Linked DNA regions of Homo sapiens: region 1 is linked to region 2. A link is an interaction called in ENCODE POLR2A ChIA-PET data of the cell type or tissue named here. Cell type or tissue: GM12878. All regions are shown on one strand. Links, peaks and the distances in the headings refer to the core of each region. The heading gives the core; the rest is flanking DNA.

Region 1 (15,802 bases), core at 7,592-10,091, 63 kb before region 2:
CTCCTGCCTCTTTTCTTCTTAAAAATCTGTTGGAGAAAGCATTTTAGAAGAAAATGAGTCTCTGGTCTCACGTTTCATCTGATCTCTTGTGGCTATTTTAGGACACTTTATTCCTAGACGGGTAGGTCCTGGAAGCTCATTTTTAGCAGGTTGTGAAGTCTCATGTCCTATGAAGAGAAAATGGGGGGAGGAAGAAAGAAAAACAACAACAAACAAAAGAATAATCCTGGAAAAATTGATATAGGCAACATTACTCTGAAGTCCATACATTAGTAGGCAGGTATGAAAGTGGCTTATGTATATAAATAGGTGGCTGTTATTTTCTTCTGACACTTAAATTGTCTGGCTTCAGTTCACAGGGCATTAAGAAAGCACAGTTTAGTTTTCAGTGAATCCAAATTAGGAAAAATGGGGGAAAAAGAAGAAAAAAAAATGAAAACAGTATTTTGAAGTCTTGTAGCTAAGAAAAATTAGAATTTGGTTCAAACTGTAGAAAACAATAAAAATTGGCCGGGCGCGGTGGCTCACGCCTGTAATCCCAGCACTTTGGGAGGCCGAGGCGGGCGGATCACAAGGTTAGGAGATCGAGACCATCTTGGCTAACACGGTGAAATCCCATCTCTACTAAAAATACAAAAAATTAGCCGGGCGCGGTGGCGGGCGTCTGTAATCCCAGCTACTCGGGAGGCTGAGGCAGGAGAATGGCATGAACCCGGGAGGTGGAGCTTGCAGTGAGCCGAGATAGCGCCACTGCAGTCCGGCCTGGGCGAAAGAGCGAGACTCCGTCTCTAAAAAAAGAAAAGAAAAGAAAAGAAAACAATAAAAATTGAAAAAATATTAGGCAAGACTAGAATCTAACAACAGGTGTACTATAGTTTTAAAACATAATTTTTCTCTCTCCAGTTTCCCATTTTTACTAAAGACAAATCATGGTAGGACTGGTTTGCTTTATTACACTTGGCATAATTATTTGTATACAGTGCAGCAAGAATAATCATTTTTTTAATGTAGGCTTTTAAATTGGCTTTGATGGAACTTGTTCCATAGGAGGATTCTCAGATAAGACTTTTTAAAGCCGAACCCAGTCATGGATTACAGGCATGAGCCACTGCACTCGGCCGCTTTTTGAGAAACTTTTACTATAATGGATTATAAAAATAACCACTTTAAGGACAGTATCAATAATTTAATTTTATTATTATTTTTTTGCCCCACCCCCTCTGCCTCTTAATTATTTATTTATTTATTTTTTGAGAGGGAGTCTCGCTCTGTCGCGAGGCTGGAGTTCAGTAGCGCAATCTCAGCTCACTGCAACCTCTGCCTCCCAGGTTCAAGTGATTCTCCTGCCTCAGCCTCCTGAGTAGCTGAGACTACAGGTGCACGCCACCATGACCAGCTAATTTTTGTATTTTTAGTAGAGACAGGGTTTCACCATGTTGGCCAGGCTGGTCTCAAACTCCTGACTTCAAGTGGATCTGCCTTCCTTGGCCTCCCAAAGTGCTGGGATTACAGGCATGAGTCACCAAGCCTGGCCAATTTATTTTTTTCTCCCCTTAATTTGAAATGCTACAGAATGAAAGATTTGTTTGTTTGTTTGTTTGTTTATTTATTGAGATGGAGTCTTGCTGTGTTGCCGAGGCTGGAGTGCAGTGGCGCGATCTTGGCTCACTGCAACATCCGCTTCCTTGGTTCAAGCAATTCTCTGCCTCAGCCTCCCGAGTAGCTGGGATTACAGGCGCTGCCACCACACCCAGCTAATTTTTGTATTTTTAGTAGAGACGGGGTTTCACCATCTTGGCCAGGCTGGTCTTGAACTCCTGACCTCGTGATCTGCCTGCCTCGGCCTCCCAAAGTGCTGGGATTACAGGCATGAGCTACCACGCCTGGCCTTGGCATTTTTATTTTATTTATTTTGAGACAGGGTCTTGCTCTGTCACCCAGGCTGGAGTGCAGTGGCACTATCTCGGCTCACTGCAAGCTCCGCCTCCCAGGTTCATGCCATTCTCCTTCCTCAGCCTCCTGAGTAGCCGGGACTACAGGCACCACCACCACGCCTGGCTGATTTTTGTATTTTTAGTAAAGACGGGGTCTCACCATGTTAGCCAGGATGGTCTCGATCTCCTGACCTCGCGATCCACCTGCCTTGGCCTCCCAAAGTGCTGGGATTACAGGCGTGAGCCATTGCTTCTGGCCTTGTTTATTTTTTATTTTTATTTTTTTAAATTGAGACACAGCCCAGGCTGAAGTGGTGAGATCTCGGGTCACTGCAACCTTTGCTTCCTGGGTTCAAGTGATTCTCCTGCCTCAGCCTCCCAAGTAGCTGGGATTACAGGCACTAAGTCCCTATGCTGCACACAGCACAGGAACCCTTGGCCCAGCCCACAAAACTAATTTTTCCTCCTAGGCCTCTTGGCCTGTGATGGGAAGGGATGCTGTGAAGACTTCTGACATGCACTGGAGACATTTTCCCCATTGTCTTGGGGATTAACATTCGGGTCCTCATTACTCATGCAAATTTCTGCAGCCAGCTTGAATTTCTCCTCAGAAAATGGGATTTTTTTTTCTATCGCATTGTCAGGCTGCACATTTTCCAAGCTTTTATGCCCTGTTTCCCTTTTAAAACTGAATGCCGGCTGGGCGCGGTGGCTCACGCCTGTAATACCAGCACTTTGGGAGGCTGAGGTGGGCAGATCACGAGGTCAGGAGATCGAGACCATCCTGGCTAACACGGTGAAACCCTGTCTCTACTAAAAAATACAAAAAATTAGCCGGGCGTGGTGGTGGGCGCCTGTAGTCCCAGCTACTCGGGAGGCTGAGGCAGGAGAATGTGTGAACCTGGGAGGTGGAGCTTGCAGTGAGCCGAGATTGTGCTACTGCACTCCAGCCTGGGCAACAGAGCAAGACTCCGTCTGAAAAAAAAAAACAAAACCAAAACTGAATGCCTTTAACAGCACCCAAGTCACCTCTTGAATGCTTTGCTACTTAGAAACTTTTTTCCACCGGATACCCTAAATCATCTCTCTCAAGTTCAAAGTTCCATAAATCTCTAGGGCAGGGGCAAAATGCTGCCAGTCTCTTTGCTAAAACATAACAAGAGTCACCTTTGCTCCAGTTCCCAACAAGTTCCTCATCTCCATCTGAGACCACCTCAGTCTGGACCTTATTGTTCATATCACTATCAACATTTTTTTTTTTTTGAGACGGAGTTTCGCTCTTGTTGCCCATGCTGGAATGCAATGGTGTGATCTTGGCTCACCACAACCTCCACCTCCTAGGTAAGTGATTCTTCTGCCTCAGCCTCCCGGGTAGCTGAGATTACAGGCATGCACCACCACGCCTGGCTAATTTTGTATTTTTAGTAGAGAAGGGGTTTCTCCATGTTGGTCAGGCTGGTCTTGAACTCCCGATGTCAGGTCATCTGCCCGCCTCGGCCCCCCAAAGTGTTGGGATTACAGGTGTGAGCCACCATGCCTGACCCATTATCAGCATTTTTGTCAAAGCCACTCAACAAGTCTCTAGGAAGTTCCAATCTTTTCCACATTTTTCTCTCTTCTTCTGAGCCCTCTAAATAGTTTCAGCCTCTCCCTGTTACCCAGTTCTGAAGTTGCTTCCACATTTTCAGGTATCTTTTCAGCAACACTCCACTCCTGGTACTAATTTACTGTATTAGTCCATTTTCATGCTGCTGATAAAGACATACCTGAAGCTGGGCAATTTACAAAAGAAAGAAGTTTAATGGGCTTACAGTTCCACATGGCTGGGAGGCCGCACAATCACAGTAGAAAGACAAGGAGGAGCAAGTTACAACTTACGTGGATGGCAGTAGGCAAAAAGAGAACTTGTGCTGAGAAACTCCCATTTTTAAAACCATCAGATCTTTTGAGACCCATTCACTATCACCAGAACAGCACAGGAAAGACCCACCCCCATGATTCAGTCATCTCCCACTGGGTCCCTCCCACATCTTATTGGAGCTACAAGATGAGATCTGGGTGGGGACACAGAGCCAAACATATCACTGCATGTTCTCACTTATAAGTGGGAGGTAAATGATGAGAACACATTGGCACAAAGAGGGGAACAACAGACACTGGAGCCTACTGGAGGGTGGAAGATGGGAGGAGAGAGAGGATCAGAAAAAATAACTAATACTAGACTTTATACTTGGGTGAAGAAATAATCTGTACAACAAACCGCTGTGACAAGTACAAATTTGCTTATATAACAAACCTGCACATGTACCCCTGAACTTAAAAGGTAAAAAACAAACAAATGAAATCAACCCAATAGTTCCAGAGACTATTGTTTTGGATAAACATAAAAATTTATCTTTCTGGTCTTAAAGCTTGAAACTTATATTTGCTTTATTTGAGTTCCTTCATTAGTAAATGACCTTCAGGCTTCTCCCCCGCAAAAAAAAAGTATCAATGAACTGAAACTCACCAGATCACTACATCCAGACAATGAGACTTTGGACCCCTCATTCATCATGATTACTTCCTTGGCCCTCCCTACTTCCTGTTTTCTTACACATTACATTTCTTCCCCTCTGTATAAAACCCTTGTTTTAGTTGATCAGGGAGATGGATTTGAGGTTTTGAGCTCCCATCTTCTCAGCTGCAGCACCCGATTAAAGCCTTCTTCCTTGGCAATACTTGTCATCTCAGTCATTGGCTTTCTGTGCAGCGAGCTGTAGGACCTAGACTGAACCCCTGATGTTTCAATAACATATTTTGGTTCCCTGACTGGGAACATGTTGCTTGTGGCTCAGCTGCCATGGGTGGAGTCTCAGAAGCCCTCTTATGCAGCTGCCTGACAAATTTTATTTTATTTTATTATTTTATTTTATTTCCTTTGAGATGGAGTCTCACAGTGTCACCCAGGCTGTAGTGCAGTGGCACAATCTTGGCTCACTGCAACCTCTGCCTCCCAGTGCTATAGGAGTCAGAAGAAATCACTTGGGCAGATAGCCAGGGTACGGGAATCCTCAGTAAGGCTTTTCTTTTTCTTTTTTAATGAAAAGCTGCCCCAAATCATTTTCTAACAAAGAGCAGCCTGAAACCTGGGAGTTTGCAAGGGTGAATGCCAGCAGGAACTAAGGAGTAGACATGTTCAAGATAGCGACTTCATCTTCCCTTCTCTGCCAGTCATGTGTACTGTAAGGAGCAGACCAGATGGTGTCGATCACCTCGCCTCTACTAAAAATATAAAAATTAGCTGGGCGTGGTGGTGGGCGCCTATAGTCCCAGCTGCTCAGGCGGCTGAGGCAGGAGAATTGCTTGAACCGGGGAGTCAGAAGTTGCAGCGAGCTGAGATCGCACCATTGCACTCCAGCCTGGATAACGAGAGCAAAACTCTGTCTCAAAAAAAAAAAAAAAAAAAAAGAAAAAGAAAAAAAAAACAGATGGTGTCGATCAACTGGAAAGGCCATTTGCGTAACAAGATTAGGGTGGGGCAACCAGCCTTTCCTGAGCACTATGTAAACGTCATAGCTGATCAAACCAATCTGTGAGCCCTATGTAAATCAAGACACATTAAAACAGTCCACACTAAATCAGACACTGCCTCCTCAAACTGGTGTCTTCACTACCAGCCAGTCCTTTCCATTCGGAGACCTCTTCTTCTATAGAGGAAGCTATTTCTCTTTTCTCTTCTACCTATTAAACCTCTGCTCCTAAACCCCTTGTGTGTGTCTGTGTCCTAAATTTTCCTGGCCTGTGACAATGATAAATATATACCTGAGGGCATATACCCCAGACAATGTAGCCACTTCACCAGGTTCAAGTTATTCTCCTGCCTCAGCCTCCCCAGTAGCTGGACTACAGGCATGCACCATGCCCATCTATTGACCAATATCAGCTGGAAGTGAGTTTCAGTTTCTCTCTGGCCCCACCATGGTCAGCCCCAACCATCCTCCTGATTGCCTTGGAAGAATAGCCTTCGAAATTGGACATCTGCATCCAGATAGGTGAGTATCCTTTGTGGGCCCAGACAGCAGGATTTGCTCCTCTCAATTTGGGAAATTTTTAAAAGAATTTTCATTTGCAGGTTGAACAAGCCCAACTGACTGAGGGAGGGAAACACCCTGACTGTTTTTATGTGGACACTCTTGGGGGCTAGTTTATAATTGTATGTTGTGTCTGGGCAAGTGAGTGCCTCGTGTGTGTACCAGACAGCGGGATCAGTTCCTCTCAATTTGGGAAATTTCCTAAGGAATTTTTGTTTGCATTTGATCAAGCCCAACCAATGAAGAGAGGAAGCACCCTGACTGTTTGAGTTTGGACACTCTTGGGGCTTGTTTTTTGCTGCAGCAGTTGGATTGTGTTTTGGTGATCATTTGTGTGTGTTTTATATAGTCATGAGAAGTTAGAATTCGGTAAACTGATATTCATTTGCAATACTGTTGGCCCCAGTGTTGTTTGGAATCTGGCGTTTGCTGTTTGGAATCTGGAGTTTGCTGCTGAATGGGAAAGTGGGATGGAGTTGTGTGTATCCAGGCTTTTGTGCTGCTGTTCTAAGCAAGGTTGGGCCTGGCAGGTATGTGATGTTCTCCTTTGTTGCTGTTTGACCCCAATGTTCTTTGGAGTCTGAGGAGGTTTGGCCTTTAAAAATCAAACTGCCATGGAAACTACTATACCCAAAATTTTGATTCACAGCCTTCACTGAATTACCTACTGGGACAAAGTGTAACCATGTAAAACCAGTAAGCTTGTATTGCTATCTCATAGCTATAGTTCCAAGGTAAAAGCTATTGGATCTTTGTTTATGTGTGTATATTCATGTTTAGATGTGTTTATTTGTATGTACCCTTATTGGTATATGTTGTGTCTACCAAATTGGCTTATAAGTAAAACAGCACTCATAAATTAAATAAGTCAAAGCAATTTTCAAGTTCGTGTGAGTTAAGTAAATTTTTTCGAAACCAGCTGGCTGTAAAATTATTGGTAAAATGAAAATAAAAATGTCTTCAAAATTGTGAGCATACATTTTTGTCTGGATTTTATATTTGTCTCTGGTAGATATTTTGAGGTTTCAGGGTTTGGCATAGAAGGTTATAAAATTATAAACCCAGCCAAAACAAATGATCTTCATGAAAATTTTTTGAAAAGTAGTATTACGGGATCACTGGATGTCAATTTTTCTGGCCAGAAACCTCTGTGGCCAGTGGTGCTTTGCCTGAGTTCTTGTCCTGCGTTCAGGAAGAATGAGGTACTCAGGCAAGTGAACCAGACAAAGAGGAGCTTTATTTAGTATTAGAGCAGCTCAGGGGAGACGCACAGTGGGTAGCTCCTTTCTGTTACTCGTTGTCCCAACGTCTGCTGCTCTCAGCAGAGAGGAGGCCCTGGAGAGGACAGCTCCTGTCTGCTACTGGTCATCTTGACGTATGCTGCCCTCAGCAGAGAGGAGGCCCTGGAGAGGATGGCTCCTCTCTGAAGCTGGTCCACGCAATGTCTCTTCTGGTCTCTGAAGCTCTTAGCAGAGAGGGTAGCTCCTTTCTGCCAGCTGGCCATCCCATTGTCTCTAGCTATCAGCAGGGGGAATAGCTCCTCTCTGCATTTGGTCCTCTTGTTGTCTCCCCAACCTCTGCCCTGCTGTGGCTGAGCCCAGGGCTTTTATGTGGCTCGGGGAAGGGAGTGTGTGCTGACTGGTCCACAGGAAAAAGCACCATGAGTTCCTCCTCCAATCAGCAGGAATGGCAGCCTGGCCCCCACACTTCAGGCCTGTCCTGGCATGAAGGTGGGGCTTCACTGGGGACTTGCCCCCTTCCACCCAGGAGCCTGTCTGCCTTCCACAGCCATCCATAGTGCCCAGGCTGCTGGCACCAAGGGGCACCTGCAGGCCAGCACCAGTCACTCTCAGCCCCTCTCAACTTCCCTTCCTGCACTCCTCAGTGCCCAAAGTCCAGAGGGGGGCAGGGCAGCAGGGGACTGGCGTGTCAGCACTGCCCTGAGCTTGCACACACCTGGCAGCACTGTGACAGCCCCTGGACTTGGCCCCAAGCCTGGTCCAAGATCAGAGTGGGCACCGGGAGCAGGGAAAGGCCAAGCAGCAAGAGCAGGGAGAGGCCAAGCAGCAGGAGCAGGCAACTCTGAGCCTACAAGGGCAAGGAGGGGGCCTTTTCAGGCCCCCCAAGAGTGCAGGGATGCCTGGGTCTGCAGCCCCAATTTGGGCGGCTGCAGCACCCCACAGCGGGGTGGGGTTCCTGCCTGCTCTGTGGAACTGGAGGCCTGTATCTGGAGCTGTGGACCAAGTTGCTGCAGCTGCACCCAGGAAGGGATGGATCCTGCCTGCTCCTGGCCCCAACAAGAGCACAGGGAGGCTCAGATCTGCAGCGAACACCTGTAGTCCCAGGTACTCAGGAGACTGAGGCAGGAGAATTGCTTGAACCTAGGAGGCAGAGATTGCAGTGAGCTGAGATTGTGTTACTGTGCTCTAGGCCAGGGAACAAAGCAAGACTCTGTCTCAAAAAAAAAAAAAAGACTTTTGTCAACCACAATCGATGTTTTGCTTTGATTCTTCTCAAAAAGTGACTTACAATCAGCTACAGTCCAGGGCTTGCTTCTTTGGAGGAGTTCATTAAAAGGACTTTTGATTTGCAGGTTTCTGATAACTTTGGGGTTTGTGCCACTGAATTAGAGAGAAAACTTCCAGGACTGTAATTGAAAAGCTGGTGTGTTCATAAAGATTGCTAACTCAATATGAAACAGAGCAAGAGTTGATTGCATGAATTGAAACTGAAACTGAAATAGTTTTTATGGCTTTTTGTTTGAAATATTGCTGATTCTTTTGTTTGTTTGTTTGTTTGAGACGGAGTTTCCCTCTTGTTGCTCAGGCTGGAGTGCAGTGGCGGATCTTGGCTCACTGCAACCTCTGCCTCCCAGGTTCAAGTGATTCTCCTGCCTCAGCCTCCTGAGTAGCTGGCATTTCAGGCATGCATCACCATGCCCAGCTAATTTTGTATTTTTAGTAGAGACAGGGTTTCTCTATGTTGGTCAGGCTGGTCTCGAACTCCTGACCTCAGGTGGTCCACCCACCTCAGCCTCCCAAACTGCTGGGATTACAGGTGTGAGTGACCACGCCCAGCTATATTGCTGATTCTTTTTGTTTTTTCAGAGTCTGAATAATTTTTCCTTTTGAGCTGTTTATAGCCTTTAAGCATACTTTAAGTGTATTAAGTGGAGTATACTTTTTTTTTTTTTTTGAGATGGAGTCTCGCTCTGTTGCCCAGGCTGGAGTGCAATGGTGTGATCTTGACTCACTGCAACCTCCACCTCCTGGGTTCAAGCAATTATCCTGCCTCAGCCTACTGAGTAGCTGGGATTACAGGTGTGCACCACCACTCCCAGCTAATTTTTGTATTTTCAGTATAGATGGGATTTTGCCATGTTGGCCAGGCTGGTCTTGAACTCCTGACCTCAGCTGATCTGCTTGCCTTAGCCTCCCAAAGTGCTAGCCACTGCACCCAGCAAAAGTGCAGTGTACTTTTTAATTTTTTTGAGATGGAGTGTCACTCTGTTGCCCAGGCTAGAGTGCAGTGGCGTGATCTTGGCTCACTGCAACCTCCGCCTCCTGGACCCAAGTGATTCTCCTGCCCCAGCCTCCTGAGTAGCTGGGATTACAGGCGTGCGCCACCATGTCTGGCTAATTTTTGTATTTTTAGTGGAGACAGGGTTTCACCATGTTGGCCAGGCTGGTCTCAAACTCCTGACCTCAAGTGATCCACCAGCCTCAGCCTCCCAAAGTGCTGGGATTACAGACGTGAGCCATCGCACCCAGCTGAGTATACTTTTGTAAACAGAATTTGAGTCATATATCTCTCTCTGCCTAATTTCTCCAAAATTTGTAAACTATTTGTGAATATTCTTAATTCATGGCAATGTATATGTTTGCATATACTTAATAACAACATATTTTCAGCCAGGCGCGGTGGCTCACTCCTGTAATCCCAGCACTCTGGGAGGCCGAGGTGGGCGGATCACGAGGTCAGGAGGTCGAGACCATCCTGGCTAACACGGTGAAACCCCATCTCTACTAAAAACACAAAAAATTAGCTGGGCGTGGTGGTGGGCGTCTGTAGTCCCACCTACTCGCAAGGCTGAGGCAGGAGAATGACGTGAACCCAGGAGGCAGAGCTTGCAATGAGCCAAGATTGTGCCACTGCACTCCAGCCTGGGCAACAGAGCGAGTGTCCATCTCAAAAAAAAAAAAAAAAAAAAAAACCAACAACATATTTTCTTTTGTAACAGGGCACAATTGAAGGAACTGGTTTTATTATCATTATTATTATTATTATTATTATTATTTTGAGACAGAGCCTTGCTCTGTCACCCAGGCTGGAGTGCAGTGGCATGATCTTGGCTCACTGCAAGCTCCGCCTCCTGGGTTCACGCCATTCTCCTGCCTTAGCCTCCCGAATAGCTGGGACCACAGGTGCCCACCACCACGCCTGGCTAATTTTTTTTTTTTGTATTTTTAGGAGAGACAGGGTTTCACCATGTTAGCCAGGATGGTCTCGATCTCCTGACCTCATGATCCACCCACCTCGGCCTCCCAAAGTGCTGGGATTACAGGTGTGAGCCACCACACCTGGCCAGGAACTGGTTATTTTCTCAGGGCTTTGACTGAAATGGTCTTGTGAGATGTTCCAGCAAAGCTGATTTGGGAGAGTCTATATGGACAATGATTCTTGCTGCACTGTGTGTGGGTAATCAGGTCGATTATATGGGACTGCAGCTTATTTTGCAGGTAGATTGGTCCTGCTGTGATTTGTCTTTGGTGGAAGCAGTGGACTGTAGAGAGAAATATCATGTGTCAGAAGAAACTCTACATTAGATTAACCTTTGATCCCTGGATGGCTACATGGTCACCCATGGTATGGAGCTGCCTATGACACCCCTCCTCATTATGAAGCAGCCAGAAAGATAGACAACCAGATTCCTCATGATTGAGGAATTGATCAATAGAAAGGGGGCACTGAAACCAACCCAATAGTCCCATAGACTGTTCTTTTGGATAAACATAGAAATTGACCTTTCTGATCTTAAAGCTTGAACCTTATATTTGTTCTACTTGAGTTCCTTCCTCAGGAAAGGACCCTTAGGCCTTTTAAAAAAAAAAAGAAAACTGAAACTCATCAGATCATTACATTTGGATAGACTTTGGACCCCTCATTCATCGCGATTGCTTTCTTACCCTTCTCTAGTTCCTGTTTGCCTACACATTGTTACATTTCTTCCCTGCTATATAAACCCTTTGTTTTAGTCAGTCAGGGAGATGGATTTGAGGCTGAGCTCCCATATCCTGGGCTGCAGCACCCGATTAAAGCCTTCTTCCTTGGCAATACTTGTCGTCTCAGTCATTGGCTTTCAGTGTGGCGAGCAGCAGGACCTGGACTGAACCCCTCGTGTTTTGGTAACACAAAAAGAAGATGGCTGACTGGAGGCATCTTGCACTTGCCTCCTCCACAAAGAAGAACCAAAATAGCGAATAGATAATAATACTTTGAATCAAGCATCTAAGGGAGACCACTGGAACTCAACAGGGAAGTGACAGGAAACACCTGAGGCACAGGAGGAGAGGGAAGCGAGACAGCCAGCTCTGCAGGCCAGGATTGGCTGGGAGGCCAAGGAGTTTCCCCAGTGTGGGAAAGTGTAAATGAGAGATCCCTAGTGATCCACATTCCCACCTGAAACCCGAGACATGGGAGAACCTCGTGATCCTTGCAGGCCCTGAGAATAGTGTAGGAGCTGCCTGGAGACTGTGTGACGTCAGTGCTCTAGAGAGGGAGCTCACACTGGGTCCCACACCCCTCCTCCATGACCCCTAAGCAGCTGCAGCATGGGATCATTTTTAGAGCTAAGCACCTATCAGACTGCATTCTGTCCTGGGGCCCAACAGCCCTTGCATCTCCACATCTCTGGAGCCTCACTGACATCCACCTGTGTCCACCTGGAGGGCTGAAGCAGCAGACGTGGTTGGACCCAGTAGAGGTTCCCTCTGATGTGGTTGCTCTAGCACACAGTATCTTGTACCCTAGGGAACAGGTAGTATAGCACACCAGGGAAGCTGCCCCTGGGGCAAACAGAGCCAAAACACAAAGTCCCTAGAGCCTGAGGGAGATGGGTTAATGGACACAAACATACAGTTAAATAGAAGGAATAAGTTCCAATATTCCACAGCAGAGTAGGGTGACTATAATTTGCAACAATATATTGTCTATTTCAAAATAGCTAGAAGAGAGGACTTTAAAGGTTCCTAACACATAGAAATGATAAATACTTGAAGTGATTATGAGAAACCCTCACCTGTCCAAAATCAAAGAATGGACTCAGAGACACGAAATGCAGCAGAAGCGAGACTTAATGGCGGTCTTGCAAGATCAGGTGTCCGGTAGGCAGGCATACCCGGGGCAGTTACAACAGGTAATTTATCTCCTAGCACGCAAGGCCCTCCCCCAGCTCCTCGTTGGTCTAGTACTATGGGGTTACAATCTTCCCGGACATCGCCTAAGTTTCATTATCCCCTTATAAGGTTATACCCCAGTCCCCTTCCTCACTTAAGTTTCAATTTCCCAATAATGAAACTTTCTTCCCTTTTATGGGCTGACCCCTCCTCTACATTCTGTTCTCTTATCGTGACTTTCTAGGTGCATGAGTTGTTCGGTTTGTCACATCTGCAGGCTGGCTGCCAGTACACAGATTTATCATGCCTTGAAAATAGACCATTTAAAATATTCTCTCACAAATTCCCTCCTCTTTTCTATTTACTTTCCTCAGTCTCATTTTTATCTAAACCCTTTTGGTCCTGAAATTGCTCTAGAAGTCATTTACTTTCTTCCTCATAGGAGAGTGAGTTTAATTTGGTTTCTAATAGTAGTAGGTTATTTTTCTGGTAAATCATGGGCATTTGTTTATTAATAGCTGTTTCAGGCCGGGCGCGGTGGCTCATGCCTGTAATCCCAGCACTTTGGGAGGCTGAGGCAGGCGGATCACTTGAGGTCAGGCCAACATAACAGCACCCCATCTCTACTAAAAATACAAAAATCAGCCTGGCATGGTGGTGCACACCTGTAATCGTAGCTACTCCAGAGGCTGAGGCAGGAGAATTGCTTGAACCCGAGAGGCAGAGGTTGCAGTGAGCTGAGATCGTGCTACTGCACTCCAGCCTGGGCGATAGAAGGAGACTCCAAAAAAAAAAAGAAAAGAAAAAATAGATGTTTCAGTTAATCTCTGTGCTAGTCCCCTCACACAAAGGATAATACAACATCCCACTGCTAAGACTTCTGCTACAATTATGAGAGATGTAAGGATTGAAGCTACCATGTACCATGCCTTTCCTTTTTTTTTTTTTTTTTTTTTTTTTGAGATGAAGTTTCACTGTAGCCCAGGCTGGAGTGCAGTGGTGCAAACTCAGCTCATTGCAATCTCTGCCTCCCAGGTTCAAGCGATTCTCCTGCCTCAGCCTTCCAAGTACCTGGGTCTACAGGCACACACCACCATGCCTGGCTAATTTTTGTATTTTTAATAGAGACAGAGTTTCATCATATTGGCCAGGCTGGTCTCAAACTTCTGAACTTATGATCCGCCCCACTCGGCCTCCCAAAGTGCTGGGATTATAGGCGTGAGCCACCATGCCCAGCCACCTTTCCATTTTTTTTTTTTTTTTTTTTTGAGACAGAGTCTCATTCAGTCGCCCAGGCTGAAGTGCAGTGACGCGATCTCGGCTCACTGCAAGCTCTGCCTCCCGGGTTCAAGCCATTCTCTTCCTGAGTAGCTCCTCCTCTCCTCAGCCTCCCGAGTAGCTGGGACTACAGGCACCTGCCACCACGCCCTGCTAATTTTTTTGTATTTTTAGTAGAGACGGGGTTTCACCATGTTAGGCAGGATGGTCTTGATCGCCTGACCTCGTGATCCACCCGCCTCGGCCTCCCAAAGTGCTGGGATTACACGTGTGAGCCACCGGGCCTGGCCCACCTTTCCATTTTTTAAACCATCTTTCTAGCCAGTCTATAAATGGGTCATCAATCCCAGCATTTTCTGCCAGTTTGTTGGCTAGGGTTGTTAGCCCTTGTAATGCCTTTGTGATAGTTCTATCTGGGGCAGTATTATTGGGAATGAAAGTACAACATTTTCCACCTAGCATAACACATACACCTCCTTTTTCTGCTAATATCATATCTAATGCAAACCTGTTTTCCTAGGCTGGTGGCATCTAACTGGCTAGCCACCCCCTTGAGGGCATCTTGAGTATAATGAATGTCTGTTGATTATAATAGATGTAATTAATCCAATCTACTTTTTTGTTAATAGTTGACCAGCAGAAGAGTGCTGACTCAAACCCCACAGCTATTTGGTTTTGGGCCTTGAATTAATTAGGCACCCCCCTGGGGACTCACTGTGTCAATGTAGATATTGGGATTAAAGGAATTTGTTAAATGTCTCCGGTTTTGGTGGCCATGTGAATTTTCAGGTATCTTATGGAATGCCAGGGTAAAGGGAACAGCCAGTTGGACTAAAGCACAAGTACCGGTCCAATTGGACCGTAACAGGTTATGGAGGTTCCTCTTCCCACAGTACCACCAGACATCAGCCCAGGGTATATGGAGAACTGAGTAATTGCCATTGCCTGACTCACCAGTGACGTTTAGGATGTGGGTACAAGTCAAGAGTTCTCCCATGGACTTATTGAACTCAGCCTCCTGCCTGGAGAGACAAGAGGAGTGGTTCATACTCCCTATAGAGAATGAGGGGATTGCTGTGGGATCCGACCTCTGCAATGCAGGAAAGAGTAATGACAGACTCTTACAAGTCTCATCTCCCCATGCATTCTTGTCCTGGTATAGAGCCAACATGCAATGCATTCCTTCAGGATTGGTATCCCGTCCTAGGGGAAACGGAACCACCTGTGCTTGTGGTCATCCTGCAGCACACATGTAGCAGTTACTCTTGTTGAGGGCTTGTACCAAAAATTTGACCTATTTGACCCAGGCATTCACATCTGCTTACCCTGTCTCAATTTCTTTTGCCTTTTTCCCCCTTCTTTCCTTCCTTCCTTCCTTCCTTCTGTCCTTCCTTTTTCTTTCTTTTCTTTCCTTCTTTCCTTTCTTTTTTTTGAGATAGAGTCTCACTCTGTTGCCCAGGCTGGAGTGCAGTGGCACAATCACGGCTCACTGCAACCTCCGCCTCCCAGGTTCAAGCTATTCTCCTGCCTCAGCCCCACTAGTAGCTGGGATTACAGGCACATGCCACCATGCCAGGCTAATTTTTGTATTTTTAATAGGGACGGGTTTTCGCCATGTTGGCCAGGCTGGTCTCAAACTCCGGGCCTCAGGTGATCCACCCGCCTTAGCCTCCCAAAGTGCTGGGATTACAGGTGTGAGCCACCGCACATGGCCCCCGTCCCAATTTCTAAGGTTTGCCTTAAATCCTTCAATTATTTCTATTCTTTTAGGATTATTGTTGGGTGAACTAGAGTGTTTGTTGGGGTCTGGAGTTGGAGTGGTCCCAGGCAAATGAGAGGTTGAGTTCTCGACTAACTTGAGGATAAATCTACCTAAAGGATCCCTCCCAATAATATCTGCCCCTAACTCATATACTCAAGATGCTACCTCTGGCTTTTGGTTTAAAATGACTGGGTTGTCAATAAAGATGAGTATAGCATTACATTGTAGATTCTGACAATTATTTGGTGGGGAGCCCTTGGACAGTTGTATTTTATTATTTAGGGCCCTCCAAGATGGGGTTACCCACCCCATATTGACAGTCCAACCCTGGTATTTGGTGGTCCAGCAAACATCATCCCA
Region 2 (14,948 bases), core at 187-2,686:
GAGGCAGAGTCTCACTCTGTCACCCAGGCTGGAGTACAGTGGCACGATCATACCGCAAGGCAACCTGGAACTCCTGGGCTCAAGTGATCCTCCTGCCTTAGCCTCCCAAGTAGCTGGGACAACAGGTGTGCGCCACCACACCTGGCCAATTTTTCTTTATGTTTTGTAGAGACAGGGTCTCGCCATGTTGCCTAAGCTGGTCTTGAACTTCTAGGCTCAACTGATGCTCCCTCCTTGGCCTCCCAAAGTGCTGGGATCACAGACATCAGCCACTGTCCCCAGCCAAGATATGTTTAGAGATAACTACAAAGTGCTGTGGGTGGCCGGGCATGGTAGTTCATGCCTATAATCCCAGCACTTTGAGAGGCCGAGGCAGGCAGATCACTTGAGGTCAGGAGTTTGAGACCAGGAGTTTGAGACCAGCCTGGCCAACATGGTGAAACCCCAACTCTACTAAAAATACTCTGCTAAAAAAGTGGAAAAAAGGGCTGGGCGCAGTGGCTCACACCTGTAATCCCAGCACTTTGGGAGGCCGAGGTGGGCAGATCACCTGAGGCCGGGAGTTTGAGACCAGCCTGACCAACACGGAGAAACCTCATCTCTACTAAAAATACAAAATTGGCCCGGCATGGTGGCGCATGAATGTAATCCCAGCTGCTGGGAGGTTGAGGCAGGAGAATCGCTTAAACCTGGGAGGCAGAGGTTACGGTGAGCCGAGATTGTGCCATTGCACTCCAGCCTGGGCAACAAGGGGGAAACGCTGTCTCAAAAAAAAAAAAAAAGTGGAAAAATAAATAAATAAATAAATAAGTGGTTTTAAGATTGTTCTTAGAACCACTGTGATATTCTGACTCCCTCATTGACTTTTGGATGGAATGAGTAAGGGTTTATCAGGTGGACAAGAGTGAGAAAAAACATTCAGAATAGAAAGGGAGCTTCATATGCAAAGGCAAAGAGGCAGCAAAGACCATGACTTTAAAAAGTAGGAATGATGTGGCGTGGTGGCCCACACCTATAATCCCAGCATTTTGGGAGGCCAAGGCAGGCAGATTGCTTTGAGCTCTGGAGTTTGAGACCAGCCTGGGCAACATGGCAAAATGTTGTCTCTACAAAAAATACAAAAAAATTAGCCAGGCATGGTGACTCATGCCTGTAGTTCCAGCTACTTGGGAGGCTGAGGTGGGAGGATCGCTTGAGCCTGGGAAGCAGATATTGCAGTGAGTCAAGATTGTACCACTGCACTCCAGCCTGGGCGACAGAATGAGACCCTGTTTCAAAAAAAAAAAAGGAACTTTTTAACTTTTTAGGGTCTTTTATTTTATTTTATTATTATTATTTTTTGAGCCGGTGTCTTGCTCTGCTGCCCAGGCTGGAGACCAGTGATGCAATCTTGGCTTACTGCAACCTCCACCTCCTGGGTTCAAGCAATCCTCCTGCCTCAGCCTCCTGAGTAGCTGGGATTACAGGCCCCTGCCATCATGCCCAGCTAATTTTTGTATTTTTAGTAGAGTGGGGGTTTCACCATGCTGGCCAGGCTGGTCTCAAACTCCTGACCTCAGTTGATCTGCCTGCTTTGGCCTCCCAAAGTGCTGGGATTACAAGCATGAGCCACTGCCCCCAGCCGAGGGGCTATTTTAGACAAAGAATATGTGTAGCTTATATGGGGCACCAATGGCTGCCACCCAGCTTGAAAAATAACATCACCAAAACTGAGGCTGCATGTATGTATGCCCTTCCCTGTTAGTTCCCCCACACTCCCTGCCGCTTGCCACTATTCTCAATTTTTTTGTGTGAGCTTCTCTGGGGTATAGTCCTAGAAGTGGAATTGCTGAAATATAGGATATGAAGTGCTTTAGCTTTGTAAGATAATGCCAAATTGTTATTCAAATTCATATTAATTTAGATACATACCAGCCACTTGGTCTGCATTTTTTACCAACTTAAAAACAATTTTTTTTTTGAGACAGGGTCTTACTCTGTTGTCCAGGCTGGAGTACAGTGGTGTGATCGTGGCTCACTGCAGCCTTGACCTCCTAGGCTCAAGTGATCCTCCCACTTCAGCCTCTCAAGTAGCTGGGACTACAGGCACATGCCACCATGCCCTACTAATTTTTAAATTTTTTGTAGAGATGGAGTTTTGCTATGATGCCCAGGCTGTTCTCAAACTCCTTGGCTCAAGTGATCCTCCTGCATCGGCCTCCTAAAATGCTGGATTATAGGCGTGAGCACCTGGCCTTTTAAGTATTATCAGATTTAAAGTGTTTTGCTATTTCAGGAATGTAAAGTGGTATATCATTATAATCTTATTTTGTAATTTTCCTGATTATTAATGAAGCTAATAATCTTTTCATATATTTATTTGCTGTTTATGTTTCCTATTCTGTGAAACACCTATTCATCTCTGTTGCCAATTTTGGGGAGGGGTTATATGTCTAGTTCTTATAGTTTTGTAGCAGTTATTGTATACTCTGGATATTACTCCTTTATATTAGTTATATGTGCCTCAAATATTTTCTTCTGGTTTGTGCCTTATCTTTTCCCTCTTTTTTATGTTGTCTTTTGAACAGGCATTTTTAATTTTAACATGGTTGAATTCACCAATTTTTTAAAGAGGTTTTGCTTTTTGTTTCTTGTTTAGGTACTTCTCCCTTATGCTGAGTTTATAAAAATACTCTCCTGTAGCCAGGTGCTGTGGCACACACCTGTTGTCCCAGCTACCCAAGAGGCTGTTGTGGAAGGATTGCTTGAGCCTAGGAGTTTGAGTCCAGCCTGGGCAACATGGCAAGACCCTATCTCTAAAAAAAAATCAAAAAGAAAATATTCTCATATATTAGCTTCTAAGAGATTTCAAGTTTTGCTTTTCATATTTAAATAACCTGAGATATATTTTTGGTATTCCATTAAATAAGAATACAATTTATTGTTTCTTTTTCTCCTGCTTTTGTTGGATATAGACAGAGTTGCCAAGTGATACAGTGACTCCTCTTTGGATCCTGTTGAGGTAACTGGGATGCCACAAAGCACTAGGGGAATGTTCTAGACCCAGCTTTAAATGGACAGTGGTTTCAAGGGTACATGTTACTCAGAGTCTCTGGGCCAGTGGCTTATCTGGCTAAGGGTGTTAGTTGGTATTTATTTAGTTGTTCCCTCTCTTATTTATTTTTTTCTATTAATTTTTCATTTGTGTGGGTACATAATGAATGTATTTCTCTTGTTATTTCTGACACAAGATAAATCTTAAGTTCGTTTCTACTATACTTTTATGAGGTTTCTGCAGGCCTTTATGACCTTGTGACAAGGGATTTCTTGGCCATTGGCTACCAGGCAGCAAGTGGTTCATCAGTTTCCCATCTGAAGCTGAAGGGCACAACTGTTTGGAGATTCCCTGAGTGAGGGGACATACTCAGAGACCTAGAAGGAGATTAGGCAGCTCTGCATAGTACTTGAAAATAATTCCTCTTCATTCCCTAGATGTTTCTTTTTTTTTGAGACAGAGTCTCACTCTGTTGCCCAGGTTGGAATGCAGTGGCGCGATCTCGGCTCACTGTAACCTCCACCTCCTGGGTTCAAGTGATTCTCCTGCCTCAGCCTCCCAAGCAGCTGGGATTACAGGTGTGTGTCACCACACCTGGCTAATTTTTGTATTTTTAGTTGAGGTGGCGTTTCACCATGTTGGCCAGGCTGGTCTTGAACTCCCAACCTCAGGTGATCTGCCCACCTCAGCCTCCCAGAGTGCTGGGATTATAGGCGTGAACCACTGCGCCCAGCCCTAGATGTTTCTTTTTTACAATGATTTTTTGCTTAGACCTTTGCTGTCTTAGAAAGTGGTTACTTCTTTTCTAAAGGGCTTATTCATTTTTAGTCAATCAGCTGATTAAAATTTAAAAGTAGTTAATAGGTAATATATGTTTGTGACACAAAATTCAAAAGGTAAAAAAGAATATACAGAGAAAAGTTAGTCTTCCTTTCACTCCTCCACCACTCAGTTCCATAGTCATCCAGTTTCTTTCCCTGGAGGCCGTAACCTCTTAGCATTTTCTTACAAGTCCTTCCAGAGACCTAGAGCATATTCATCTTGCCTACATAATTTAAGGAAAGGGAAATACCAGGAAAGATTTAATCTTTTCTCTTCTGATACTTTAAATCATTTTTGAATATATCTTTCTTCTATTTCTAAGTTCTCCTCCTCCTCAGAAGAGAGCGTGGTTGTACATTCATATCATTGACACTTCTCAGAAGAGAACGTTGTTGTGTTCCTAGAGCATTTGGAAAGCAGATAGTCTTCTGAGATTAACCTAGTTTTTTAAATTGTCATTAATATAAATCTTGTGTTGGATTCCCTTGTGGACTGGGGAGCTGTCATGGGCATGGACACATTATTATTATTATTTTAAGACAGAGTCTCGCTCTGTTGCCCAGGCTTGAGTGCAGTGGCACGAACGCGGTTCACCGCAGCCTCAATCTACCGGCCTCAAGCAATCCTCCCACCGCAGCCTCCCTGGCAACTGGGACTACAGGTGTGCACCACCACACCTGGCTAATTTTTGTATTTTTTATAGAGACAGGGTTCGCCATGTTGCCAAGGCTGGTCTCGAACTCCTGGGCTCAAATGATCTGCCCACCTCAGCCTTCCAAAGTGTTAGGGATTACAGGTGTGAGCCACTGCGCATGGCCCCTGGACAAAATTTGTACCAGTTTCTTTTTCCTTTATCATGGTGGTTTTCATGCTTTTCACTTTCTTGGGGGGCCTCATCTTATGCAAAATATGCAAATTGAGCTACTTGCTAGGTACATTTCTTTCTCTATTATCTCTGGCTGTGTCTGTTTTTGTATCTATTCCACTAAACTGTATAAATGCCTCAAGGACATAAATTATATACCTCTTATCATTATTAATGTTTAATTATATTGATAGTACAGTAATACATTCTCTTTGTAAAAAAAAAAAATTTTTTTTTTTTTGGGATGGAGTCTGGCTCTGTTGCCCAGGCTGGATGGAGTACAGTGGCATGATCTCGGCTCACTTTAACCTCTGCCTCCCAGGTTCCAGCGATTCTTCTGCCTCAGCCACTCGAGTAGCTGGGATTACAGGCGCCCTCCACCACACCTGCCCAATTTTTGTATTTTGAGTGGAGATGGGTTTCACCATGTTGGCCAGGTTGGTCTCGAGCTCAGGTTATCTACCTGCCTTGACACTCCTGAAGTGCTGGGATTACAGGCATGAGCCACAGTGCCCGACCTTCTTGTAAAAAGTTAAAATATTACAGATCCAGCCTGGGCAACAAAGTGAGACCCCATCTCTACAAAAAGTACAAAAATTAGTTGGGTTGGTGGTGTGCGCCTGAAGTCCCTGCTACTCAGGAGGCTAAGGCAGGAGGATTGCTTGAGCCCAAGAGTTCAAGTCTGCAGTGAGGCATGACAGTGCCACAGGACTCCAACCTGGGTGACAGAGTGAGACCTTGTCTCAAAAAAACCCCAAAAGACAAAACGATTACAGATAAGGCTCAAGTATCCTCTGATTGCACCCTGTTTTCACAGCACCTTCTCTAGGAATAATTATGGTTATAAGTTTGGGTATATTAGCACAGACCTTTTATTTTATATTTACATATCATATTAATGCTTTCTTGCTGTCAGTTAATATGAGTTTTCAGAACTTTTCAAAGGTCTTGTCACTGTCACTGTCCAGTTTTCTGGAGCTGACTGGGCAGATTGGATGCAGTCATTTGTTTATATTTATATTTATATATTTTTAGAGATAGTGTCTTGCTCTGTGACCCAGGCTGGAGTGCAGTTGTGGGGTCATAGCTCACTGCAGCCTCGAACTCCTGAGCTCAAGTGATCCTCCCGCCTCAGCCTCCCCAGTAACTAGAACTACAGGTGTATGCCACCATGCCTGGCTAATTTTTTAGTTTTGTTTTTTTGGTAGAGACTGGGTCTCACTGTTTGCCCAGGCTGGTCTCAACTCCTGGGCTGAACTGATTCTCCTGCCTTGGATTCCCAAAGTGCTGGGATTGCAGGTGTGAGCCACTTCACCTTGTCTGGATGCAGCCTTTACGCTGACATTGCAACTGTGGTTCTAAACCAACACTATGCTTCCAACAACCTTTATTCTTTTCTTTAACTTGAATCTTTAAATTCAAGTTAAATTTTTATTGAGTAGATTAAAAAGAACAAAGGGAAGACTATATACTTAGGAGAGAGCGAGAGAGAGTGTCTCGATATGCTGCCCAGGCTGGTCTTAAATTCCTGGGCTCAAGCAATCCTCCCGCCTCGTCCTCCCAAAGTGCTAGGATTATAGGCATGAGCCACCATGTCTGGCCAGAAATATTGTTTTTAACAAGCTGACATTACAGTTGTATCTGTGTACTTAAAGGCATCATAGGACTTTGGGAACAATTGACTTTGAAGAATTTGACATGCTTCCTGAGGATTGTTGAGGTGCCTTTGAAAAATGTTCTGGATTGACTCGCTTTGAGTTGTATCTTGAACTACCTTGAACTTCTAAAGACCCCCAGGAGAGCCAGATAGTTGGATTCATAACATAAGATGGACTTCATCTCATTTTAGTATTACAGATTTTTTTTTTTTTTTTTTTTTTGAGGTGGAGTTTCACTCTTGTTGCCCAGGCTGGAGTGCAATGGGGCGATCTTGGCTCACACAACCTCTGCCTCCCAGGTCCAAGCAATTCTCCCATCTCAGCCTCCCGGGTGGCTGAGATTACAGGCATGCGCCACCTCGCCTGGCTAATTTTTTGTGTTTTTAGTGGAGAGAGGGTTTCTCCATGTTGGTCAGGCTGGTCTTGAGCTCCCGACCTCAGGTGATCCACCTGCCTCTGCCTCTCAAAGTGCTGGGATTACAGGCCTGAGCCACTGCACCTGGCTAACAGATTTTATGAGTATAGAAAATTTTGGTACTGGCCAGGTGCAGTGGCTCACGCCTGTAATCCCAGCACTTTGGGAGGCCCAGGCGGGTGGATTACCTGAGGTCTGGAGCTCGAGACCAGCCTGACCAACACAGAGAAACCCCGTCTCTTCTAAAAAAAATACAAAATTAGCCAGATATGGTGGCGCATGCCTGTAATCCCAGCTACTCAGGAGGCTGAGGCAGGAGAATTGCTTGAACTCGGGAGGCAGAGGTTGTGGTGAGCCAGGATCACGCCATTGCACTCCAGCCTGGGCAACAAGAGTGAAACTCTGCCTCAAAAAAAAAAAAAAAAAAAAGAAAGAAAGAAAGAAAATCTTGGTACTGAAAAGTTAAATCACAATTCTAACCTTATCAGGTACTGATTTTTAAACTTGGGTATGCTTTGGGTAACCAAATATTAACCAGACTATTATCTTAACTGTTTTGGTAGGTTTGCCAAGATGGTGGATAAGAATATTTACATCATTCAAGGGGAGATTAACATTGTGGTTGGGGCCATCAAACGAAATGCCCGATGGAGCACCCATACACCACTGGTAAGTGGGAAATGGATAAATAGCCTGGTCACTAAGTTTTTATAGGGGATCTGTTGGCATGGTTAAAAGAGTAATCAAATTCCTAGTAATAATGAGAATAGTAGGAATTCAGAGTTGTTCTTGATATCTTGTTTTTTTGTATCCCAACTAGCATCAGATATATAGGCTATCTTTTTTTCTCTGGGACCCAAAAGATGACACCATTCTTCTTCTAAATATTTTTGTAAACAGCTTAAGCTAGTCCTGTGCTTGGGACCTCTTTAGTATGCCTAAAAGTATCAGAAAGATTCTTTATTTTCTAATTCTTTAGGGCTATAATTAGCTATCAAATTTATTTAAATCAGGGTAGTTATTGATACATAGAACATGACTTAGTGATGGTACTCCTTCTTGGGGGTTCAGCAAACTTCCATATATAGAGTAGGCCATATCTTACCAATCAGATGAGTAAGAAACTTACCTGTTATACAGTTGGCTTTCTTTGCTATATATGTTTGAGGACTTTTTTTTGTAGAATTGTGTAAAACAATTTTTGGCCCAGTTGTAAAAGCAAGTTTAGAAATTGCCAACTTGGGAGTTTATATGAACATAGTTGGTAAGTGCATTTGGAAATTTCTCAAGTTCTTTCATAAAAATGTATTGATTTAAAAGTGAGCATGGCATCAGGAATATCTTTGAAATGAATATGTATGATGACATAGTGGGTATGAAAAGGGAGAGAAGACAGAATAATACACATATAAAGGACCTGGCAATCTGTAGTAGCTTGAGTGTTATGGTGATGATATAGATTAGCACTTAAGAATTCACTATTTTGTATAAGCCCAGAGTATCTCTACGAAATAAGAGATTAGGGTACAGAAAAATATGAACTATGGCTAATTTTCTTTTCCTCAGAAGGAAAACTTAAATGATTTTCTGATTGGATTCATAGAAAGAGCCCTTGATCTGTCCTTTATTTTCCTTTTCCTCTTTTGGCCCAATAATGACTTACTTTAATCTATGTGTTCTACAGGATGAAGAACGGGATCCTCTGCTGCATAGTTTCGGTCATCTAAAGGAGGTTTTAAACAGTATAACAGGTAAGTCTCCATATGTATGTGGATTACTAATCTTGGTAAAAAATATGTGTTTGATTTATTGAAAGGATAGACAAACTTTTTGTATAAAGGACTTTATAGTAAATAATTTAGGCTTTGTGGGCCATACACAACTGCAACTACTTAACTCTGCCTTTGTAGCTCAAAAGCAGCCATAGATAATATATAAATAAATGAGAAATATATATTTTCTTTTTGTTTATTTCATAGAGACAGGGTCTTGCTATGTTGCCCAGGCTGGTTTCAAATGCCTGAGCTCAAGCAATCCTCCTGTCTTGGCCTCTCAAAGTGTTGGGATTCCAGGCTTGAGCCACTGTGCCTGGCCTATATTTTCCTTTCTTCTTTTTTTTTTTTTTTTTTTTTTTGAGGTAGAGTCTCTGTTGCCCAGGCTGGAGTGCAGTGTCATGAACTCAGCTCACTGCAACCTCTGCCTCCTGGGTTTAAGCCAGTCTCCTGCCTCAGCCTCCTAAGTAGCTGGGATTACAGGCGCGTGCCACCACACCTGCCTAATTTTTGTATTTTTAGTAGAGACGGGGTTTCACCATGTTGGCCAGGCTGGTCTCAAACTCCTGGCCTCAGGTGATCCACTGCCTCGGCCTCTGAAAGTGCTGGGATTACAGGAATGAGCCACTGCGCCTGGCCTATATTTTCTTTAAAAAAAAGAATCTGCAAGCCAGATTTGGCCCATGGGTGCAGTTTTCCAATCCTTGGTTTATTGCATTGGTTTCAGTCTTCATGATCTTTCAGTCTTCATGTGTTCTAGAATCATTTGTCCCTTTGTTTGCCCCCTATTTTCCTAATCACGGTAACCTTATATAATATATTCATATGTTTAGAATTTTCAAAGCCATTTTCACATTTATTACCTTATTGAACTTTTATACAACCCTGTGAGGGAGGCATGGCAGCTATTGTCCCCTTTTTGTGAAAGAAGTTAAAGCCCAGAGGAGTTTAAAGTGATTTAGCTGAGGTCACACTAATCCTAAGAGGTGGAGTCAAAACTAGAATTCAGGCCTCTGTTGCCTGGTTTAGGGCTCTTTGCTCTATATTGCTTCTGTACATGTGATTAGAAGAGAATGTACACATTAAGTACCTTATATTTGTGTGTGTGTGTGTGTGTGTGTTTATTTTATGTATATATATACACACACACACACACATATACACTGGCAGGAAAGGAGGAAAGTGTCAAAACCAAGGGGATGTAGATACAGACTGAAAGGGACAGCCTCAGAGCTATGTTCCTTTGTTGACCACAAAGGGCTCCTGCAGTGTATAACCCTGGAATGCTTTTGGCTAGTGACATATGTCAGACTGTAATTGGATAGTGTTTAGGCTTCTGCAAATTAAACAAACAATAAGAAAATTTCTTCTTTTCATTAGAAATATGGGAGAAGATCTGGAGAAAAAATCTATTTTACTTTCCTAAACATGGGCTAAAGTTATCTAAGAGTTCCCTACATATTTTCTTTCTTTCTTTCTTTTTTTTTTTTTTTTTTGAAACAGTGTGTCTCTCTGTTGCCTAGGCTGGAGTGCAGTGGTGTGATCTCGGCTCACTGCAACTGCAACTTCCGTCTCCCAGATTCAAGCGATTTTCGTGCCTCAGCCTCCCAAGTAGCTGGGATTACAGACGTGCACCACCACACCCGACTAATTTTTGTATTTTTACTAGAGACGGAGTTTCACCATGTTGGCCAGGCTAGTCTCAGACTCCTGACCTCAGATGATCCACTTGCCTTGGCCTCCTAAAGTGCTAGGATTACAGACGTGAGCCACCGTGCTCAGCCCATATTTTCTTTTTGTGCAGTGGCGTGATCTCAGCTCACTGTAACTTCTGCTTCTTGGGTTCAAGCAAGTCTTCTGCCTCAGCCTCCTGAGTAACTGGGATTATAGGCGTGTGCCACTATGCCTGGCTAATTTTTGTATTTTTAGTAGAGATGATGTTTCACCGTTTTGGCCAGGCTGGTGTTGAACTTCTGACCTCAAGTGATCCGCCCACCTTGGCCTCCCAACCATATTTTCTTTAAAGGAGCAAATTTCACTCAATTGAAACAGCTTGGAAATGTTAGCTAAGAAGGATCAAGTATAGAGGAGGCAATTGTTGACTAGTTAGCAGGGCAAATGCTGCTACTAGGTGGCATGTTCTTATTTTATGGCCTGTACCGACTGGTACTTGAGTGCTTTAGAATGTTGGCTACTTGCACAGATTTTTTTTTTTAATTTTACAGATAAAGCTTACATATCCCAATTAGAAAGGAAATATAATGAATGGAGATTTACAGTTCTTTTTGTTTGGTTTTGAATTCAGAGTACTGTCTTCTTAAGAGATATTAAGAGGATCAAACAAGTTAATATAATTGGAAACACTTGGTAAACATCTTATACACAGTGAAGGATTGTTGTTATAAGTGACTGGGAATACCCTAAAATGACTGAGATCACCCTGGCCTTGTAGGCCTTTTGGTCATTCTGCAAACCTTGAGGAGCTGAGGTGGTGCTGCTATCCTGACAGAGCCACATTTCCTGCCTGCTACTGAATCCAGATCCCATGCTTATTTTCTTCATGCTAACATGTCCCAAGATTTTACCTCAGAGACCATACCTGTGGTGAATGATGCAGTCTAGGAATTGTAGACTATTTAAGAGCTATCAAAGTTGAGTCTGACGCCTGATTTCCTTACGTCCTTGGGTCAGAAATCCAGCCAGATTATCTGCTCTTGGAACTAGTAAAACCAGAGTGTGTTCAGGAGCCATTTCTCTCATTGGTGGTAGGAACATCTCTGGGTGTTGCTAAGCTTTCCCCTGGAGTGAGAGGGAAGGGAGTAGTGTTTTCCAAGGCCAACAGCTGTGGCATGTCTTGAAATGGTGCCTGCCAAGGTTGCTACATTGTTCTTGGTTTTTAGCATATTACCTGCCTGAGAAAATGACAGAATAGACCTAAAATAGAGCATTTATGGTCTTCATATTGCTTCTGACCCCACACACAGTGCCGGCTCCCAGGAGCAGGTTTATGGGTCAGCTGTCCCTGTGGTCCTGGACTCTGCAACCCATGACTAATTTCTTGTTTCTTTTACGGAAACAAACAGATTTTTCTGATTGGCAGTGTCAGGAGGACTGCTTTCCTGGAAGCTTATTAATGGTAGGAGGCTGGGAAAGGGTTTTTAACTTGGAGAGAAAACTGAAGGGAATGTGCTTGTGTTAGATGACCAGTTAAGGTGTACCACTTAGATTGGAGGAGGGATAGCAGGAATTCTAGGACTTCTACCCAGTTTCTCATGAAACTGACTTGGACATGGTCCTTTTTTGCAAAGGGTTTCTGTTTGCATTTTTCTAGGCTTTCTGCTGGCTTGATTGGTAAGACTATCACTGTTGGAAATGGGTGGTTCATTGGACATTGTCAGTAAACCAAAATGATTTTTTTTTCTCTTTTTGTAGAAAGAATCTTTAAAATGTATAAGTACTACCTACACTACTCCTCCAGGAATATTATCTCATTATTGTGAAGGAAATAAGTCCTTTTCTCCAGTAAGGTTGGCTAAGTCCATACTAGTTTTTCTCACAGATGTATGTCATTGGACCACATTTACAGTCAGTATTTGCCTAAACTGTATGATGACTACAAGGTCTATAGCATTTAGAGTAATAAGATATTCTAATAATACCAAATTTGAAAAGAGGGTTGCTCTTGGAAGAAAAAGGGTGTCCAAGAGCAAAGTTTGCATACTGTTACTTTGGATAAAGCTTTAGCTTACCACCAGTGAGAGAGACTTGACTGCTGTCCCTCATTTGGTCTTGAAGTCCTCTCAGGACTCCTTTTAGATTATTCTGAAGGAGTTAAAACAGATGTGTGGTTACCAGGGGCTGGGAGGGGGTATGGAGAGTGACTGCTAATGGCTACAGGGTTCCTTTTTGGGGTAATGAAAATGTTCTAGAATTAGATAGTAGCGATGGTTGCACAACTTTGTGAGTATACAAGAAACCACTGAATTGTATACTTGAAAAGGATAATTTTATAGTATGTGAATCATATCTCAGTTTATAAAGGAGGCAAATGTAGGCTGCAGAAGTGATGGATTTGCCAGTTTTTTCTCAGGTCTCAGAACTGTGGAGGGAAGTCTCTGTAGTCACTGCTGTGCTTTGGACCCATTACCCAGCAAAGGCAGCATAAGGCTCTGTTCAGCTTCTGGCCCAGTTTGTCCTTTTATGTCTCTCTCATTAACTCAAGGAAGCACATGGCTTTTATATTTAAATTTATTCAAACTGTAATCTTTGACATTTGAGTTAGCTTTTAGTACAGTTTTGCATTTATAGTAATATATATTATGTATTTTCTCTATCCCCAAAGAATCCGTTTTAATCTTTTCCGGATGCAAATTTCAGGCTGTCTTGTCCCATCTTCCCTCTCTTGCTCTCTTTCCCCTCCCCCCACGGAGTGTGTTTGATCAGGTGTGGCAGGAATATCCACTGTCAAGCTGCGCCCTTTATATTAGTCAATATTATCCTTCTCCCCCCTCCCTGTCTGTCTGCCCCTTTGGGCTTTCCCAGTTGATTTATAATTTTGGAATTCTCATTGGAGTCTGTAATACAGTTTGTTCATTATTTAACCAAAACCTGTTTAATGAGCAGAGAGAGGCAATGTAAATGTTAGGCATGTTGCAGTGATGTACCTTTGTGCTTCTCAGAGCGGGTGGGTAGTTAACTCTGTGCTGCCTGCAGGGCTGGGGTGTCCTGGCCTTAGGGGCAGAAGGGCCACTGCCTCTCTCTTACATCTGCCCAAGCCCTGCCATGGGTTTAGATTCCAAAGACACATTTCCTTTTATTCTTCTAAGAATCTTTTGGGGCTCTTGCATATGGGAGTTATCTTCAGTCTCGCAGCTAGACCTTGTGGTAGGATCTGTGGCATGGGATGGGGCATGGAAGGGAAAGTGAAATATCAGGATACTTGATATTGCTCTTGGTTTTAGATCTGACAAGAGTAGACAGTTTATGGGAATGCTTCTAGCCAATATGGTCTGTGGTCTTTGATCTCTTTGTTCCCAGACTAGATAAATTCTTGCAAGCCTTAGTTCCCTTCATCCAGTATAGCTTTATGGAAAGGGCTATAGTCAGTTGTGAGTTGTGGTGTTTGGTTGTAGTCATTTGCCTCCAGATATAGTCTGTCTTTGTCCTTGGTCTTTAAACTTAGATCATTACAAAGAGATTCTTTTCCAGAAAATTTTTGGTTTAAAACAGGAGAGGAACAGTCTAAAAGTATCACAACCAGGCTAGGTGCAGTGACCCACATCTGTAATCTAGCACTTTGGGTGGCCAAGACAGCAGGATTACTTGAGGCTGGGAGTTCGAGACCAGCATGGGCAACATACCAAGATTCCCCCCATCTCTACAAAAATAAAAATAAAAAAAATTAGTTGGGTATGGTGGCGTACAACTGTAGTTCCAGCTACTTAGGCTGAGGCGAGAGGATCACTTGAGCCCAGGAGTTCGAGGTTACAGTGACCCATGATTGCGCCACTGTACTCTAGCCTGAGTGACAAGAGTGAGACCCTTTCAATGAATGAATGAATGAATGAATGAATGAAAGAAAGTATCACAACCAAAATCTTCTCTTATGGGATCATCTTTTAATGACTTACTTTAAAGCCTTCAGGGCCAGGGCTTGAGGAAGACTTCTTAGGGTGTGCGTGTGTCTATGTGCGTGTGAGGGTGTGGTGGTGAGGAGTTTGCCTTTGGAGATTTAGTCCCAGGTCTTTTTAGCTCTGAGGACCTAATGTCCAGTTTTGGTTATCAGGACTGGGGTTCTCAGTGTAAGACTAAGGTGGAGGGCCGGGTGCGGTGGCTCACGCCTGTAATCCCAGCACTTTGGGAGGCCGAGGCGGGCAGATCACGAGGTCAGGAGATTGAGACCATCCTGGCGAACACGGTGAAACCCCGTCTCTACTAAAAAAATACAAAAAATTAGTCGGGCATGGTGGCAGGCGCCTGTAGTCCCAGCTACTCGGGAGGCTGAGGCAGGAGAATGGCCTGAACCTGGGAGGCGCAGCTTGCAGTGAGCCGAGATCGTGCCACTGCACTCCAGCCTGGGTGACAGAGCGATACTCTGTCTCAAAAAAAAAAACTAAGGTGGTCTTGAGGCCCAGTATAGGTACCCATATTAACTATAACATTGTTCTAGCTTCTTAGACCTTTTCTTTTGGGGATTCTCCAAGATTTGGATTCCTTCAGGGCCTAGCTTATTGAGTTGCTTCTAACTGATATTTATTGACTATCTGGTATGTGCCAGGCATTTTTCTTAGGTACTTAGGAAGTGGGTCTGTAATGGTAAACAATCAGTCAGACTTCCTGCCCTCATAGCCACTGGTTTGACAGGACTAATGACTCTAGCTGA

Evidence for each region. ChIA-PET counts read pairs that join two places held together with the same protein. Peaks named below come from ENCODE experiments on the same cell type or tissue, not always from the same donor. Only the 100,000 strongest peaks of a DNase experiment are listed, where the experiment ranks them.
Region 1: POLR2A ChIA-PET joins it to region 2 with 7 read pairs; 6 of 35 experiments call an interaction of 5 or more read pairs at or near these places.

Annotation. Positions count from the first base shown.
Region 1 is chr10:102,180,844-102,196,645 of GRCh38, forward strand. No RefSeq gene overlaps it. Among named protein-coding and RNA genes, the nearest start is that of NOLC1, 36 kb to the left of the region's middle. In GM12878, for the core only: no CTCF peak of the experiment used is centred there; a DNase peak (open chromatin) is centred at 8,698; H3K27ac peaks cover 1,022 bases.
Region 2 is chr10:102,251,572-102,266,519 of GRCh38, forward strand. It overlaps GBF1 (golgi brefeldin A resistant guanine nucleotide exchange factor 1), which reads left to right. Exons shown (of 40, transcript NM_001377137.1): 2 at 7,358-7,463; 3 at 8,479-8,545. The coding sequence starts at 7,368. Among named protein-coding and RNA genes, the nearest start is that of GBF1, 14 kb to the left of the region's middle. In GM12878, for the core only: no CTCF peak of the experiment used is centred there; no DNase peak of the experiment used is centred there.